Linked DNA regions of Homo sapiens: region 1 is linked to region 2. The links are chromatin loops, found by intact Hi-C in ENCODE. Cell type or tissue: heart right ventricle. All regions are shown on one strand. Each heading gives the region's core, and the rest is flanking DNA. Links, peaks and the distances in the headings are about the cores only. Region 1 overlaps KCTD15 (potassium channel tetramerization domain containing 15). Region 2 holds the start of SUNO1 (S-phase upregulated non-coding 1).

Region 1 (8,325 bases), core at 71-8,070, 88 kb before region 2:
GGCTGAGTGATTCTGTAACCACCTGAGACCTTCACGTTTGCTGCCGTTGGGGGCTCAGGCTGCACTCCCCGGGTCACCTGACCTGCTGCCCAGGGGCTTCCAGTCCTGTCTGTGTGGACTGGCACCTGGGCTGCTGGAGAAGTCTCCTCCCGTTCGGACCAGCCTCAGGGCTGCACGTTACCTCAGGAATGGGCCCCACCATGAAGGGGCCCATCTGTCAGCAGCGTCTTCTAGGTCCCCAGCTCAGGGAGCCATCCCCAGCTCCAGTTTTCTCATGCGAATATGCACAGTTTTAATTCACGTTGTTACACTAGCCTGCCGATGAGACCCAGACACAGGCAGACCTGGCGCTCTTGACCCCTGATTCCAGTGAGGACTGGCCCTGAGGAGTCCTTGCAGACCTGCTGCCTCCCCCACGACAGGCCCAAAGATGGACCCCCCCTGGCCTTGTGACAGCTCCCCAAGTGTTCTCCGGTGGAGAAACTGCAGAGGACTGGTGGGCGGGGCTCCCCAGCCATCACCATCCTGTGTACAATGGCTGTAGACTTGTATATGGCTCCTTTAATATTGTAAAGATGCTGATGTACAATTGTCGTGCATTTGTGTGAACACATTGCGTTCCCAGTCCATGCCATAAATGATGCTCTCAAGCAAAAGACTGGAGGCTCTGTCCTGTGCAGAAGCAGCAGCCAGACTCCCGCATTCGATGTTGTGCAGGGAGGTTTGGGGGCGGAACGGATTCCTCCCTTGGATCCTTCAGTTCCCATCGAGGAATAACCCGCAGCAGTGGTGGAGGAAGGTCAGTGGCTGGGTCCTGAGCTTGGTGTTATTTATTGCATTTGGGTGCCTGTCCCCTCAGGGCAGCACAGATTCTGAATTCTGATTCACAGTCCCTAGCCAGATGGGAACTGGGAAAGAGACAGAAGGCGTCTGGGTGCTTTTGAACCCTGTCTCAAATGTTTGGGATTTTCTCTCTCACTATTCTTTGGTTGGGGATGATGTCCTCTTTAGACCCCCACGTAATGGTATGAGAAGGTGGCAGGCAGTGGCTCAGCCAGCCAGGGGGCACCAAGTCATGCAGCCAGCGTGAGACCTGCAGTTCACCTAAGCACAGAACGAGATCTCAGTATGCCTCCATGTAAACAGATTCACATAGGCCTCCAATTTCAATGAGACCTTTTGCATTTTTTCTCAAAGCCCTTATGTTCTAACCCATGAGAACCATTTTACCTGCCCTCTAAGGGCCACCAGCTTCGACCTGCCTCAGGGGACAGCAGCACAGACCAGTGGCTCCCTGTCCAAGGCCGCAGAGCAGACGCCATCCCACTGTACAATCGAATTTGCTGGACAAACTTGATAGGTTTCTCTGCTTAGCAACGAGCCTATAGTTAGTTGGCACATCTGCGTTTTGGCATCTGAGGCTCCCATCTGAGTGGAGGAGAAAGTGTTGTGTTTATTAGCAGGAAGTCTTGTGAAAACAGCTCGCTGCTGTGTATGTTTATGGATTTTTCTGATATAACAGCCAGCATGGTTACCGAGTGGTAGAGATTCTCGAACATTCTCAAACTCTCTTTTTGGGTAAATGATTGTGCTAAAAATAAAATTTATTAATAAAGAAGGGGAAAAAGGAGTAACTCTACCTGACTAAATGTTACTCTAATTTATTTATTTCTTTACTAATTAAGTAAAACCAGGAAGTATGATTTTACATCAACCAGAGAATTTCTGAATTTATAGGGAAACACTATGTCCCCATAATGATGCTATAATTCTAATATATCTAGTCCCCATAAACAGTAAGTACAAATTATCATTCCTTTAAAGCATTTTTACACTTCCTGGAATGAGTATATTATCAGCAATCTTTTGTCAAATGCCAGCCGTATAAATGTTACTTCTGCTCTTTGTAAACCTCAAAACTCATTATTCTTGATTATAAGCAACTGGACAGAACCATGCCAAAGCTTCCCCGTTTCCCACCAAACCCCTGCCAGTGAGTGCAGAGAACTCGCAAAGCCACAGCAGGCGGTCTCAGCCACCGTCCCGCTCACAGGGGCCCAATGCCAGGTCACAACACTAAGAATATCTTTCAAAAAATGTGTCTTTTTTTTTTTTTTTTTTAAAGCTACTGCTTGACTGTTCCTTAGAATAAATAAAGGATATTTTATAAATTACAGCTCTAGCCCTTGGTTTGTAATTCACGGAAGCAGCCACAATCAGGTACTCCAGCATTGGTCCTCGGGAACCACCACTCCCCACACTTGGGACCTGGTGTGGCTACTGAGTAGGACCTTAACATCCCAAGTCCCAAATCCCAAAGCTTCCTGATTTGAGGACTGACCAGAGAGCAGCAGCGTTGTCTCTAGGCGCTCAGTGCACATGCTGTTGGCAGATCTGGCGGGGAAAATGGTGCAGGCATGGCCTCCCTTTACCTCTCCAGACCCCCAAGCCTGGACTCAAGTGTTCAGGCTGTGATGAGCATGTTGCACTACGTTGGTGTTGCATACATGTATATCTGTGGACCAAACCACTAACATTCAAAAGAAGGAAAGTGGGCGGGTCACAGTGACTCATGCCTGTAATCCCAACACTTTGGGAGGCTGAGGCGGGTGGATTGCTCCAGCACAGGAGTTCAAAACGAGCCTGGGCAATTTGGTGAGACCCCATCTCTACAAAAGAATTTAAAAATAAGCCACTCATGGTGGCATGTGCCTATAGTCCCAGCTACTCAGGAGGCTGAGGTGGGAGGATCACTTGAGTTCAGGAGGTTGAGGCTGCAGTGAGCCATGTTCACACCACTGCACTCCAGCCTAGACAACAGAGCAAGCCCCGTCTCAAAATAAATAAAATTAAAAAGAGAAAGCATGGCTGGGTGTGGTGGCTCACACCTGTAATGCCAGCACTTTGGGGCCAAGGTGGGTGGATCCCCTGAGGTCATGAGTTCAAGACCAGCCTGGCCAACATGGCAAAACCCCGTCTCTACTAAAAATACAAAAAAAAAAGGATTAGCTGGGTGTGCTGGCATGTGCCTGTAGTCCCAGCTACTCGGGAGGCTGGGGCACGAGAATCGCTTGAACCCGGGAGGCAGAAGTCGCAGTGAGCCGAGATCGCACCACTGCACTCTAGCCTGGCGACAGAGCGAGGCTCCATCTTAAAATAAAAAAATAATTAATTAAAAAAAAAGGGAAGCACAGATGTGAGAAATGGGGAAACTATATCCATTGAGCCACTGACCAAGATAATATTTAACTTGACTAAGCCTAGCAGAGCCTGCCCACTTCCCCTCCCTAGAGGCCAACCCATGTTCTCGAGGCAATGCTGTCTGCCAAGATGGCCCCATCCCATCAAGCCCTGCCTTCCCTCCTGATTCTCCAGAGACAGGAAAATGGCTGCATTGGCCCTGGAAGATACTCAATTTCTCCTAAGTAGATGACAAGGTGGAAAATACAAAAATGGGAAACTGCCAGGGGATATTCAGTTGGAGGCAGGAAATCTGCCTCAGTTCAAAACAATAGGGAGGTCTAGACAGAGCTAGAGGGACAACTGATGGCCAGAGAAGGCAGCCGCTGGCCTGGATGGAGTCTGACATCTGGGCTGATGTAGCTGTTGTAGGAAGTAGGATGTCACAGGTTGATGGCCATCTCAAGGGGGGTAGGCAATGTGTTTAGCCACAAGGCTCAAGTCAGCCAAGTAATATTGGTCTTGTCACATGTGTGATGAGAATGTGGGTGGCTCTCTTTGCTCACCCCAACCCCGCCCAAAGGAGGAGTTTCCTTGTAGAGAGAGGGCTTGCCCTCACCTGGAGATCAGGGGCTGGCAGCTGTCTTATCTCTGATGGAAGATTTGATGTGGAGTTACCTGCACTGAAGAGTCTGGGTCACTGTATAGGGTAAAAGCCCACATCGTTAACTGCCACAAATTTTAAAATTTTCTACAAATGGATTTGCTTAGAATGAATGGTAAGAAAAGGGTCAGGTGCAGTGGCACACACCTGTAATCCCAGCACTTTGGGAGGCCAAGGTGGGTGGATCATTTTAGGTCAGGAGTTCGAGACCAGCCTGGCCAACATGGTGAAACCCTGTCTCTACTAAAAATACAAAAATTAGCCAGGCATGGCGGTGCGTGCCTGTAGTTCCAGCTACTCGGGAGCCTGAGGCAGGAGAATCGCTTGAACCTGGGAGGCAGAGGTTGCAGTGAGCCGAAGTCTCACCACTGCACTCCAGCCTGGGTGACAGAGTGAGACTCCTTCTCAAAAACAGGAAAAAAAAATGGTAAGAATAGAAAGATGATATTAATGCATATGTGTCAAAAGCAGCTCCTGCCTTTATTAGTGAGAAGTTTCTCATTAGATCAAATGAAGTTTCTTGTCAGTATCCAGAGAAACCTACAAAGGCATCACAAAGATAAAGCTCTAACGTCCAACATAAAGCCCGAGACAAAAGATGGTCTAGAGCACCTGCTTGGAGGAAGGTCTATCCAGGAACAACTGTATTTAGGTTAAACTGCTAAATTCACCAACTAGGGCAGAGAGGCACAGAAACATTCCCTCCAGAACCCCTTTCCATTAAGAGTTCACTCCTGTCACCACATTCTAGGCAGCCCCGATGTTCTCTGGAGGACCGGTGAGGTAAGGTAATGCTTTGTGGACTAACAGAAAGAAAAAAGTGTTGGTGACAGCTAAGGGCAGCTTCCTGCCAGCACCAAGACTAGCGCTGATGTTCTCTTAGAAGCACCAGAGTTTTCTAAGGTGACCCAAATGGAACACAACCCCAGGGAAGGTTGAAAGTCAGAAAAGAAGAGCGCGTCTCTGCTCTTTCTGGATCTCACAACCAGCGAGTTCTCGCAGCCATGGCCTCTGTAAGCCCAGGGACATTTCTCTGTGAGCTTTCATTGGAAGGGAAACCCCAGCCCCAGAGAAGCCTACCCCGCCACATCCCAGGCTAATCCCTGGATCTGGTTCAGGAGCTCTCTTCCTGCAAGCCCCAAAGCTAGACAAGCAGAGCCCTGCCAGGCCCATGGTGACCTCTGCAGACCTAGGAACTGCAGGCAGAGTTGGGGGCTCGTTCCTGGGGAGGGGCCCACCCCTGAGGTTGTGCATCCAGGAGGGGCCCACCCCTGAGGTTGTGCATCCAGGCATGACTGACTGTTGGTAGCTGTTTACCCTCAGGGAAAGAGAACTTTCTGTGTTTTTATCTCCACCCCCAGTGGAAGGATATGTTGAGTAGAGTTTTTGCTTTTTGAGGAAAAGTCATGATTTGGAAAGGGGCGCTGATGTATCTGTTGAGGCTTTGGATGTTGATTTTTAAAGGGTCCCTGCTTCCCTGCAAAGATCCTTATCTTCACAACCACCCAAGAGCACCACTTATTGGTGGCCAGCATATGCCAAGCACTGCAGGTGCTTGGGAGGGCAAGATAGCTCATGAGGCTTGGAGCAGACATTTGTTTATGCACAGGAATTGTTCACTTTTTTTCTTCTCCTTTTTTTTTTTTTTTGTGAGACAGGGTCTCACTCCGTTGCCCAGGCTGGAGTGCAGTGGTGCAGTCTTGGCTTACTGCAACCTCTGCCTCCTGGGTTCAAGCGATTCTTGTGCCTCAGTCTCCCGAGTAGCTGGGATTACAGGTGTGCACCACCACGCCCAGCTAATTACTGTATTTTTAGTAGAGGCGGGGTTTTGCTTTGTTGGCCAGGCTGGTCTTGAACTCCTGGCCTCAAGTGATCCTCCCACCTTGGCCTCCCAAAATGCTGGGATTACAGGTGTGAGCCATTGCGCCCAGCCAGGAATTGTTTACTTTCAATTGTGTACTTGAAGCTCTGTAAATTTAACAGGAAGAGAGACCACATTGCAGTTTTCCACTTCGTCATGACACTGAACATGGATTACCCCAAATGCATTGATTTGCATGTAGAGAGAACCACCTCTCAGGCCTCAAGACTAGCGTCTCCATAGCAAAGGAAGCTTCTGTGAAATTCTAATGAGAGACCCAGAGAAAGAGGCAGGCACACTCCCGGGGACACACAAAGGAGAGGGGTTAGGGGTCAGCTGCATTTGGGGTTTTGTCTTTATTTCCATTACACAGAACAGCCAGTCCCGACAGCGCCCAGGCCCCACAGGACAATGCTGTTCCTGGACCCGGAGCCATGGCCGTGGAATAAGAGCTAGGTCTTCAGGGCCTCCTCCTAGGATCCTTCTTAACACAGAAATCACAAACCAGGCCAAAGTCTTAAAAAGCAGAGCCTGGGAGGGGCAGGGACGCCCAAGCCACGCTGGGGCCCGGGAGGCCTCCCGTCCTGCCCGCGGGAGAACCCAGGCCGCGCATCCCTGGCTGGACGGCGTCACCAGCCGTAGCTGGGCCAGGCCTGCTGCTCAAAGCCCGTGTCTAGGATGTCACCAGAGCTCCCTTTTCTGTGTCCTGGACCCGGTTCAGGGCCCCCGAGGAAGCTGCGGTTTGGGGCGAGCCGATTGCACCAGCAGGGCCGGGCTGCTGCTCCCGGGGCTGACGCGGGCCACGCCCTCCTGGACGCGGACACACCCCCATTTCCCCGGGCCCACAGAGCCACGCCTGGCCCTGCAGCCAAACAGCGGGAAGGCAGATTGGTACGAGTAGGTACAAGGCCCTGGAATTCTCGCCCGGTTGCCACACACTGCACGGAGCATAATTGGGGGAGGTTGTGCAACTGCCCGGGAAGCCGGGGCTCGCAACGAGGGCTCTCTCCAAGTCCCCATCACAGGCCTCCGGGGAGCCTCGGGACAGAGCCTGACGCCACCTTCGGGTGACATCGATGGCCTCGCTCTGGCAGAGGAGTAGTGTGGCTCTGCCGAGAACTGGGGAGCCCGGGTCCCCGCAGGGCCAAGGGGAGGGAGGGCTGGCGGAAGGGGCCGCGCCCACAGCCCCAGGTGGCAGCAGCGGCGGTGGCGGTCCCGACTGGCAGAGCCTAACGAGAACAGGGCCTATCCCCAGGGGCCCCGGGCTGGACGCAGACCAGATCTCGCGGGGGTGGGCTGGGAGGCGCCCGCCAGAGGCCGGAGGCTGACAGTGCCTTTCCTATCCTATGGGTCTATTGTGGGCCCGCGGAGCCCCCATGGGTGGGTCCATCCCCGGGCCCAGTGAGTCACTTCCCCAGGCCCCGGAGGCCTTCGTGGAAGGTGCCTCCCTTTCCGGCAAAGCATCCTTTGTTCTCCTGCTGGCTTTGCTTCCCAATCCTCTCTGAGTTGCAACCTTGAGGGTTTTAGGGGCACCAAGCTCCCAGGAGCACAGAGGTGGGCTTGGGTGCCACCTGGAGAGCGGGCTGCAGAAGGCTGCAGCTGCTTTTTTGCTTCCTCAGTTCCCTGCCCTCTCAAGGCCCAGGCTCTCCCACCTCCCCAGACGTCTGGGGAAACCCACACTGCCCTGCATAGGTTGTGGTGTGCAGCCTCCGGACTGCAGATCCTGAACGCGCATCAGGAGGGAGGGAGGGAGGTTTCGATGCTCTCGCCCTGGCCAGCACCGCTCTGAGTTGCTGAACTGGCCTCAAGGCTTCTCTTGCATCAGGGAGAGGCTTCCGGCACCACCACTGGCACTCCTCCTTCTCCCTCCCTTTAGCCTCCCCCAGTTCCCATGCCCAGGTGGAGGAACCCGTGTAGAAGCCCAGCCCAGGGAGGGAATTCATCAAAGCACCTTCCCACACAGCCTCTAGTTTGCCTCCTCTCCACTCCCACCTTCCAGCCCCAGCCTGGCTAGCCACGTGGGGGGCTCCTGTGCCAAGGAGTGCCCAGCTGCCGGGTGAGTGAGCAGCCCTGCACAGAAGGCAGCTGACTACCATACACACTACATGTGTGGAGAGCACCAGCCTTGCAGCCTGGCGAGGCTCTTGCTTTGAAGAAATAGAAGACTAATTATTTTATTTATTTATTTATTTATTTATTTATTTATTTATTTATTTATTTTTGAGATGGAGTCTTGCTCTGCCACCCAGGCTGGAGTGCATTGGTGTGATCTTGGCTCACTGCAACCTCCACCTCCCAGGTTCAAGTGATTCTCCTGCCTCAGCCTCCCGAGTAGCTGGGATTACAGGCGCCCACAACCACGCCTAGTTAATTTTTGTGTTTTTAGTATATGTGCTGCTGAAGTGAGCATGAATTTTTGTGTTTTTAGTACAGATGGGGTTTCACCATGTTGGACAGGCTGGTCTTGAACTCCTGACCTCAAGTGATCTACCCTCCTTGGCTTCCCAAAGTGCTGAGATTACAGGTGTGAACCACGGCACCCAGCCAGAAAACTAATTTCAAAACAAAAACAAAAGCACCCCTGTATGCACAGATTCTCAAATTGTATTTACTATTGGCA
Region 2 (8,325 bases), core at 54-8,053:
ATTTTTGTGTTTTTTAGTAGAGATGGGGTTTCATCATGTTGGCCAGGCTGGTCTTGAACTCCTGACCTCAGGTGATCCACCCTCTTCAACCTCCCAAAGTGCTGGGATTACAAGCGTGAGCCATAGCGCCTGGCCTTCTTCATTATTTTCTAATCTCAAGTGTGAGCTCCATCATTTCAGGAGCTCAAGAAAACAAAAGGTCCTCAATATCATTTGCTGAAGGGACACATGAGAAGGGGTATCTGCAAAGTGCACTGAGTCTCCATTGTCCTGAGCCCCAGCCCAGGCAATTCAGCCAGACTCCAATAGCAGTTCAAAAGTTTCAGAACACTCTGAAAAAACAATTTAAACATGATATGAAATATAGAGAATAACAGAATGACCCACCATGTACACATTACTAATGCCCCATCATTTTCCCATCTATATCTTCACACACTTCCCTTGCCCCATCTAAAACTACTTACACACAAATCCCAGATATCCTATCATTCCCTCTAAATATTTTATCCTGTATTTTCAGAAGATAATTTTAAAAATACCACCATAATATTACCGTTTCTAAAAAATTTAAGAAGACTTTTAAAATATCAAATATCCCATCAGTATTGAAATTCACAAGTGTCCTAAAAACGTTAGTTTTTTTTTCTTTTTATCATTTGTTTGATTCAGAATCTAAATGTGATTATTTTCCTTGCAATTCATTATTGAAGAACTGGGTCGTTTATCCTGCGGTTTTACAAGAGCTGGATTGTTTTGATTATGTCCCCATAGTGCTGTTTAACATGTTCCCCTGCAGTTTTCATTTCATGTAAATTAGTACAGGAGTCCCCCCCCATCCTCCAGGATATATTCCAAGACCCCCAGTGGCTGCCTGAAATCATGGACAATAGCAAACCCTACATACTGTAGAGTATGTTTCTTCATATATATATATATATATATGAATGATAAAGTTTAATTTATAAACTAGGCACAGTAAAAGATTAACAACAGTAACTAGGCACAGCAAGAGATTAACAGCAATAACTAATAATAAAATAGAACAATTACAACAATGCACTGTAATAAGAGTTACGTGAATGTGGATGTAGTAACCCAGACGGGTATTGAGTGACTAATGGGCAGGTGGTATGGACAGTGTAGATACACAAGGGGATGATCGCATCAGGGTGGTGGAGTGGCTTCGTTGTCTGGGGTAAATACTTGAGGTTCATTGCCTCATACCAAGGAAATCAAGGATCCAGATGTATGTGAAATGAGGTTAACAGCGGAGGTTTAATAGGCAAAAGAAAGAGAAAAGAGAATAGCACTCTCTCCCACAAGAGACGGGGCGGGGGGGAAGGGGCGGGGCGGGGAGGGGCGGGGCGGGGCGGGGGGCCGGCCGGCAGCCCTGGAGGAGTGCACTGGATTTCATAGATAAGCTTGAGGAGGCGGTGTCCGATTTACATCGGGCCCAAAGATTGGTTGGACTAGGTGTGATGTTTACATAACTCGCAGGGAAGCCGGCTACCCCACCCTAATCTTTTTTTTTATTTTAGACAGAGTCTTGCTGTGTTGCCCAGGCTGGAGCGCAGTGGCGCAGTCTTGGCTCACTGCAACCTCCCAGGTTCAAGCAATTCTCCGGCCTCAGCCTCCCAGGTAGCTGGGATTACAGGCGACCACCACTAGGCCTGGCTAATTTTTGTATTTTTAATAGAGACGGGGTTTCACCACGTTGGCCAAGCTTGTCTTGAACTCCTGAATGCAGGCGACACCTCCTCCCCCGGCCCTCAGCTTCCCAAAGTGCTGGGATTATAGGCTTGAGCCACCTCGCCCAGCCCACCCCACCCTAATCTTATTATGTAAATGGGGTCTTTGCTTGGCCGGGGTTATGTTGCCTGCTCCTTGGTGTACACATGTCTGGCAAAGAGAAGGGAAGATTGAGCCGCCTTTTTGAACATGCCTAGTCCCAGGTAGCCTTTTCCTATTGGCACAGCTGCTGGCATTCACCCGTGCAAGCTTCTAGCTTGCTTGTCTATGTCTGCAGCTCGATTTTACAGGCTGCTCTTTGTTAGAAAAGAAAATGATTTGGGGGCTGCTTTCCATTAAAAGGAAAACCTTACCAAGGACTTCCTTACCCTCACTATCTGCCTAAATCATTTCTTCTTAACTCCCCTATCAGTGGGACAGAGCGGGCCAGCAGGAGATTTCATTGTGCTATTCAGAATGGCACGAAATTTAAAACTTACAAATTTTTTTTCTGTAATTTTCCATTTACTATTTTTAGACTGCGGTTGACTTGGGTAACTGAAATCAAAGCAAGACGGTGGGTAGGGGGGACCACTGTGGTTGATCTCAGTGGTCTAGACACCTTTTGGGACCCCTCAGAGCTCCATATATCAAACCTGAATCTGATCATTCATGGGGGTTCAGTGGGGCCCCAAGAGATGTCTAGACCACCTCATAGTTGATGCTGAGTTTTTTTATTTCAAGGCATATAATGTGGGGAAATGGAGTGATCTCTTTTTCTGATGTCAGCAGCCACTGCTAATCGTGCCTACATCCATTCATTCATCAGGGATGCAAAATAGTGATATTCTGTCTATTGATTCTTCCTCACTTAATAGCTGGAAATACTTTAGGAGAAATACCCATCTCAGATACCGTGTGGCCACCAAAGCCCAATTTTAACACAATTGTAACCAAGACAATGCTTTCTCTCCTTACAGTCCTCTGCAGGAGGTTGAGCGACTTTAAGCAAACCTTTTTTTTTTTTTTTTTGAGATAGAGTTTTGCTGCTGTAGCCCAGGCTGGAGTGCAATGGTGTGATGTCGGCTCACTACAACATCTGCCTCCAGCGTTCAAGCGATTCTCCTGCCTCAGCCTCCTATGTAGCTGGGATTACAGGCACGTGCCACTAAGCCCAGCTAATTTTTTGTATTTTTAGTAGAGACAGGGTTTCACCATGTTGGCCATGCTGGTCTTGAACACCTGACCTCAGGTCATCCGCCCACCTCGGCCTCCCAGAGTGCTGGGGTTACAGGCATGAGTCACTATTTATTTTCTAGCCAAGAACTGACTGGCAGAGGTGGGCCCGACAGCTGTGGGAAACACATTCTTGCCTGGTTCTCTCCCGGCCAGTCAGCTGAAGCAGAGGCCCTGCCTACCCAGAGATTTTCTCAAAGCAGCACGGCTCCAGGGCCTGCTCTAAAGGTCTGGCCTTTCTCTTTGAAAATGTTTTCTCCTGTAATTAAGGGATTTTCTAACTTGAGCAATAGATTAAAATTCATCAAAATTATATTTTCAGAAAGCCATAAACCTGAAGCTACTAAGGTCTGGCTCCAGGAAATCCTGAATCCAGGAAGGATGCTCAGCGGGACAGAATTGAAGACAATAGTTCATCATCTTTCCTTCCCAGGATCGAGAATATCCCAAGGAAATGCCAAGTAAAAAAGTAAAATCAGCGATTGATTTTGCGTTTGGAGAACTGACCACGTTTCTTGATCAAATGCCGATTGCAAGTCTGAGTCAAGGTTGAGCATATAAAGGAATCCTCCCGGGTACCTCCCCTTGGGGTCTTCACATGATGTGATTTTGAAAAACCAGACTCGGGCGATCAGAGACCTCACTGCGGAGGAAATGAAGGATGCCTCGCTTCCAATACCTGGCTCCCATGAACACTCCCTCGGGTCCCTGCTAGCGCCAGCCTGAGACAGAGAGCGCTTCCTGTCCTGCTGACTGCAGAAGTTAAACGGAATCTCCACTCCCGGATTGAGGAAAGAAAGGCGTCTTCCTGTTGATTTTCGCGAGGCTGCTGACCTTCGCGGCGCCCCGACTGGGCCCACCCCGCGGAGCTGTCGGGGCAGCAGGCGCCCAGGACTTCCTGAATCCCCGGCCCCTCTGGCCTAACCTAGATCTCCCAGGACTCAGGCCTGGGAAAATCACGGCGTCTGCCAGGCCCTCCTCGCAGGCTTTGCAGTTTGCTAACTCGCGGTGCGGCCTTGGGACAGTGCCTCAGTTTCCCCAAGTGTAGTGAAGTAGGGCTGGACCGTGATTCTCAGAATCACCCAAGAAGCTTTTCCAGCATCGCCTGCCAGGGTGTCCCTGGGGACCCACCGGATCGGAGAGGGGGTCGGGGGCGAAAAGCGCCAGGAGGCTGGCAGCCCGGGCTGGAACCCGGGACTCGGGCTCGCCCGCCTCGGCAGCTACTCCACGGTCTGCCTGGCCCCGGAGCTCGCCTTCGGCCTGGGCGGGGTCTTGCGCGTCTCCGGGCCGGTTCCGGGAGGCCGGGCGGGGCGGGGCGGGCCGGGCTGGGTTGTCCCACCGGAAAGACTCGTTTCAGCTGGAGCAGGCGGCGGCCGGGCGGAAACAGACTTGTCGCCCCCGCCTCGGGCACTCCCCGCTCCCCCACCCCACCACCCTCCCCCCCCGCCCTGCGCGGCCCGCCAGGGTCCGGGAATCGCTGGCCTGCAGCTGGGGCAGCCCCGGGTCACCCCCGCCCACGCCTTCCCCGCCCACAGGACGCGCCCCCTAGGCCACACCTGAGCTCGCCCTGCGGTCCCGGGCAGTGACTCCGCCGAGCCTCGGTGGGGGAGGGGACAGGGGAGAGAATAGGGAAGAGGGGCGCGATCTGTGTCTGGGACCCGTTGCCAAGAAACCCGACCCTCGGGCTCTGGCCATCAGCAGCCGCGGTGCAGCTGCCTCCCCCTGCCTCCAGGTCGCCCAGCAGAGCTTTCTAGAGCTGGGTGCTCAGAAGACCCCAGGCGGAGGCAAGAACCTTGGGCCGCGGCTCTGTGGGAAAAGCCCTCGGGGAAGCCAGACGGCGCGCTCCAGCTCCCCATCGCGGGCGTGGGCCCCGGGGTGGAGGCAGTTGGGTCGCGGCCCTGCCACCCCCATGCTGCACGGCCTCGGCCCAGTGCCACCACCTCTGTGGGCCGCCGTTTCAGCCTCCAGATGGGGTGGCGGCGGGCCCCAGCCCTTGCCCCAAGTCTCTAAGGAAGGGTCTGGCCTGGCCCGCCCAGATCCGAGCTGCTGCGTACGCGCGGGGCTGGGAGCTGCAAAAACGCCCGGGGCCCAGGGTGAGCGGCTGGGCCCTCGGGGGACCCGGCGCGCGCGGGGGCTCCAGCTCCGCCCTGTTGGGGGCCAGAGCAGGAGGGAGGCCGCCCCAGCTTGTTCTGGGCCGCAGCCCTGCCGACCGCACGGGACAGGCGCCGCGTCCTCTCTGGGCCTCCAAGACGCAGACTAGAAGCCCATAGCTGCTGGGAAGATGGGCACCCCAGGTCTCCGCGCACGGCCTTCCCAGGGCCACGGTGAAACATGGATGCGACACTCAGGCACCTTCCCGGCCCCCGGCGAAAACGCAAAGCCTGAGCCCATGATGGGCTCGGAAGCTCTGCGGGATTGAGTCATCAGAGGAATGCTGATCTAGAAGTACAATGGCTGGAAGACACCCGCAGAAACCGCGGGCACTGGAGAGCAAGTGCAGCTTTAATCTCCAGGCGTGATTTAGATGGAAAGCAGCCTGAAGACCAGTTAAGAGAACCGCGAGCAGAGCGCGCTGGACTAGCACCAACAGACGTGAGTTCGAGACCGTCCTGCCCCTTAATCCTGTGTGACCTTGGTCCATTTTTTAAGTCTGTGAGCCTCGCAGTGTTCTCATTCCTGAAAAGAGCCTGCCCCATCTCCGGACTGCAGTGAGAACAAAAGGAGACTATGAACATGACTTTTTGCCACTTTTGAAGCCCCACACTGAGGAAAGATTTTCCTAGCACTTGGGAGATTTTCTTTAGCACCAGCTGCCAAGAATGCTGGGAAGGAGACAGCCCCATCCCAGAAGGAAGACACCTTAAATCAGAACTTTATTTTTCCTCCTATGAAAATACAATCTAATACTGGAGAAGTGTAAAAATTAAGGAGTCATTAGAAGCCATTTGTTGTTGTTGTTGTTGTTATTGTTTTGAGACAGGATCTTACTCTGTCACCCAGGCTGGAGTGAGGTGGCACGATCATTGCTCACTGTAGCCTCCAACTCCTGGACTCAAACAATCCTCCCTTCTCGGCCTCCCAAGTACCTGGGACGAGAGGTGCACTGGGCGTGGTAGCACACATCTGTAGTCCCAGGTACTTTAGAAGCCGAGAAGGGAGGTCTCACTATTTTGCCCAGGCTGGTCTCCAACTCCTGGGATCAAGCCATCCTCTTGCCTCGGCTTCCCAAAGTGTTGGGATTATAGGTGTGAGCCACCACTCCCAGCCTGTTGTTTTAACTTTCTATCAAAGAAATGGATGGAGGGTGGACAGGGATGCTGGGTGCTTTAGATTAGACTTGAAAGAGTTAACAGCATAGGTTACAGAATCACACATACCCGAATTGGAATCTCATCTTGACCCTTTACTACCACTGTTTCGTTATGTTAGTGACTTAACCTCTCTGTGCTTCAGTTTCTTCATCTGTAAAATGAAGAAAATGGCACCAACCTGTGGGGTTGTTGAGAAGATGAAATGCAATAGTGAATGTAAAAGTGCCTGACAGGACCCAGCACGTGGTAATACATAATAAATGCTAGCTAGTTTTGGTTTCCATCCTTCCTTCCTACCAATTTTTATTGTAAAATATTTTTAAACATGCGGAAGAGTTGAAAGAATCATACAGTGAACACCCACGCATGTTCCACCTAGCTTCTGCATTAACATTTTTACTCTATTTGCTCTATCACATATCTGTCCATCTAGCTTTCTTTCCCTCTATCCATATATCAATCCATCTGTTCTGGTTACTACTGTTATGTAACAAATTCCTCAAAACTTCGTGACTTGAAAAAAACAGCCATTTTTGTCATGCTCATGGATTTCATGAGTTAGAAATTCAGACAGATTGGCTTGTTGCTGCTCTAGGACGTCTGGGGTCTCAGCTCGGAGGACTTGATGCCTGCAGGCTGGAATCGTCCTGAGGCATCTTCACGCACATGTCTGGGGGTTGCCAGCATCGTGCCTGCGTGTGATCTCATCATGAAGCTCAGACTTCCTCCCAGCATGGTAGCCTCAAGGTAGCTGAACTTCTCCCAGGGCGGCTCAGAGCTCCGAGAGTGTGTTCTGGCAAACAAGGCAGAAGTTGCAGTGCCTTTATAACCCAGCCTTGCAAGTTACATAGCATTGCTTCCTGTTGGTCAAAGCAGCCATAGATTCAAATAGGGGAGAATTAGGTTCCACCTCTTGCTGGTGATGTGGGAGGCTCATTTTGTAGATCTGTGGCACAGGAACTGTTGTGGCCATCTTTGGAGATGCCACATTTACCCCTTTGGTCACAATAATGCTTGTGCAATATGCACAAATTCTCATTCCATGAAATCATCAGGCTCAGAGTCCAAGATTCCTTTTTATTGTTGTTGTTGGCTTTTGTTTTTTAGAGATAGGGTCTTGCTCTGTTGTCCAGATTGGAGTGCAGTGGTGCCATCATAGCTCATTTGAGCCTGCAACTTCTGCTCCAGTGATCCTCCCACCTCAGCCTCCTGAATAGCTGGGACTGCACACATGCACCACCACACCCATCTAATTTGGTTTTTATTTTGCAGAGACAGGGGTCTCGCTATGTTGCCCGGGCTGGTTTTGAACATCTGGCCTCAAGCAACCTTCCCACCTTGACCTCCCAAAGTGCTGGGACTACAGATGTGAGCCAATAAACCACTTCAAAATAAACCTTTCTTGTCCGGGCGAGGTAGCTCACACTTGTAATCCCAGCACACCAGGAGGCCGAGGTGGGTGGATTACCTGAGGTTGAGCAACAAGGAGAAACCACGTCTGCACTAAAAATACAAAAATTAGCTGGGTGTGGTGGTGTGCGCCTGTAATCGCAGCTACTTGGGAGGCTGAAGCAGGAGAATCACTTGAACCTAGGAGGCAGAGTTTGCAATGAGCTGAGATCACGCCACTGCACTCCAGCCTGGGCAACAGAGCGAGACTCTGTCTCAAAAAAAACCCAAAAACTAAAATAAGCCTTTCTCTCTTTTGGGTTCCCCATGAAATTGCTGTGGGACAATGCCCTTAAGATTCCTAGAAGTTGGTTGGGCGCAGTGGCTCACGCTTGTAATCCCAGCACTTTGGGAGGCTGAGGTGGGTGGATCACCTGAGGTCAGGAGTTTGAGACCAACCCGGCCAACATGGTGAAACCCTGTCTCTACTGAAAATACAAAGAATTAGCTGGGCATCGGGGCAGATGCCTGTAATCCCAGTTACTCAGGAGGCTGAGGCAGGAGAATTGCTTGAACCTGGGAGGCAGAGGTTGCAGTGAACTGAGATCCCAGGCTATGCACTCCAGCCTGGGAGACAGAGCAAAACTTAGTCTCAAAA

What was found. Hi-C counts contacts between places; a loop is a spot of excess contacts. Peaks named below come from ENCODE experiments on the same cell type or tissue, not always from the same donor. Only the 100,000 strongest peaks of a DNase experiment are listed, where the experiment ranks them.
Region 1: it touches region 2 in a loop (17-fold over the local background); 13 of 110 quality-filtered maps call a loop at or near these places.

What each region holds. Positions count from the first base shown.
Region 1 is chr19:33,813,588-33,821,912 of GRCh38, forward strand. It overlaps KCTD15 (potassium channel tetramerization domain containing 15), which reads left to right. Exons shown (of 7, transcript NM_001129994.2): 7 at 1-2,174. Among named protein-coding and RNA genes, the nearest start is that of KCTD15, 21 kb to the left of the region's middle. RefSeq lists enhancers at 6,669-6,868, 6,747-7,741. In heart right ventricle, for the core only: CTCF peaks have their summits at 6,778 and 6,977; DNase peaks (open chromatin) are centred at 6,524 and 6,994; H3K4me3 peaks cover 2,065 bases; H3K27ac peaks cover 5,443 bases.
Region 2 is chr19:33,901,833-33,910,157 of GRCh38, forward strand. SUNO1 (S-phase upregulated non-coding 1) reads left to right here and starts at 3,067. Exons shown (of 2, transcript NR_186328.1): 1 at 3,067-3,195; 2 at 3,290-6,561. In heart right ventricle, for the core only: no CTCF peak of the experiment used is centred there; a DNase peak (open chromatin) is centred at 4,259; H3K4me3 peaks cover 2,343 bases; H3K27ac peaks cover 3,389 bases; H3K27me3 peaks cover 4,730 bases.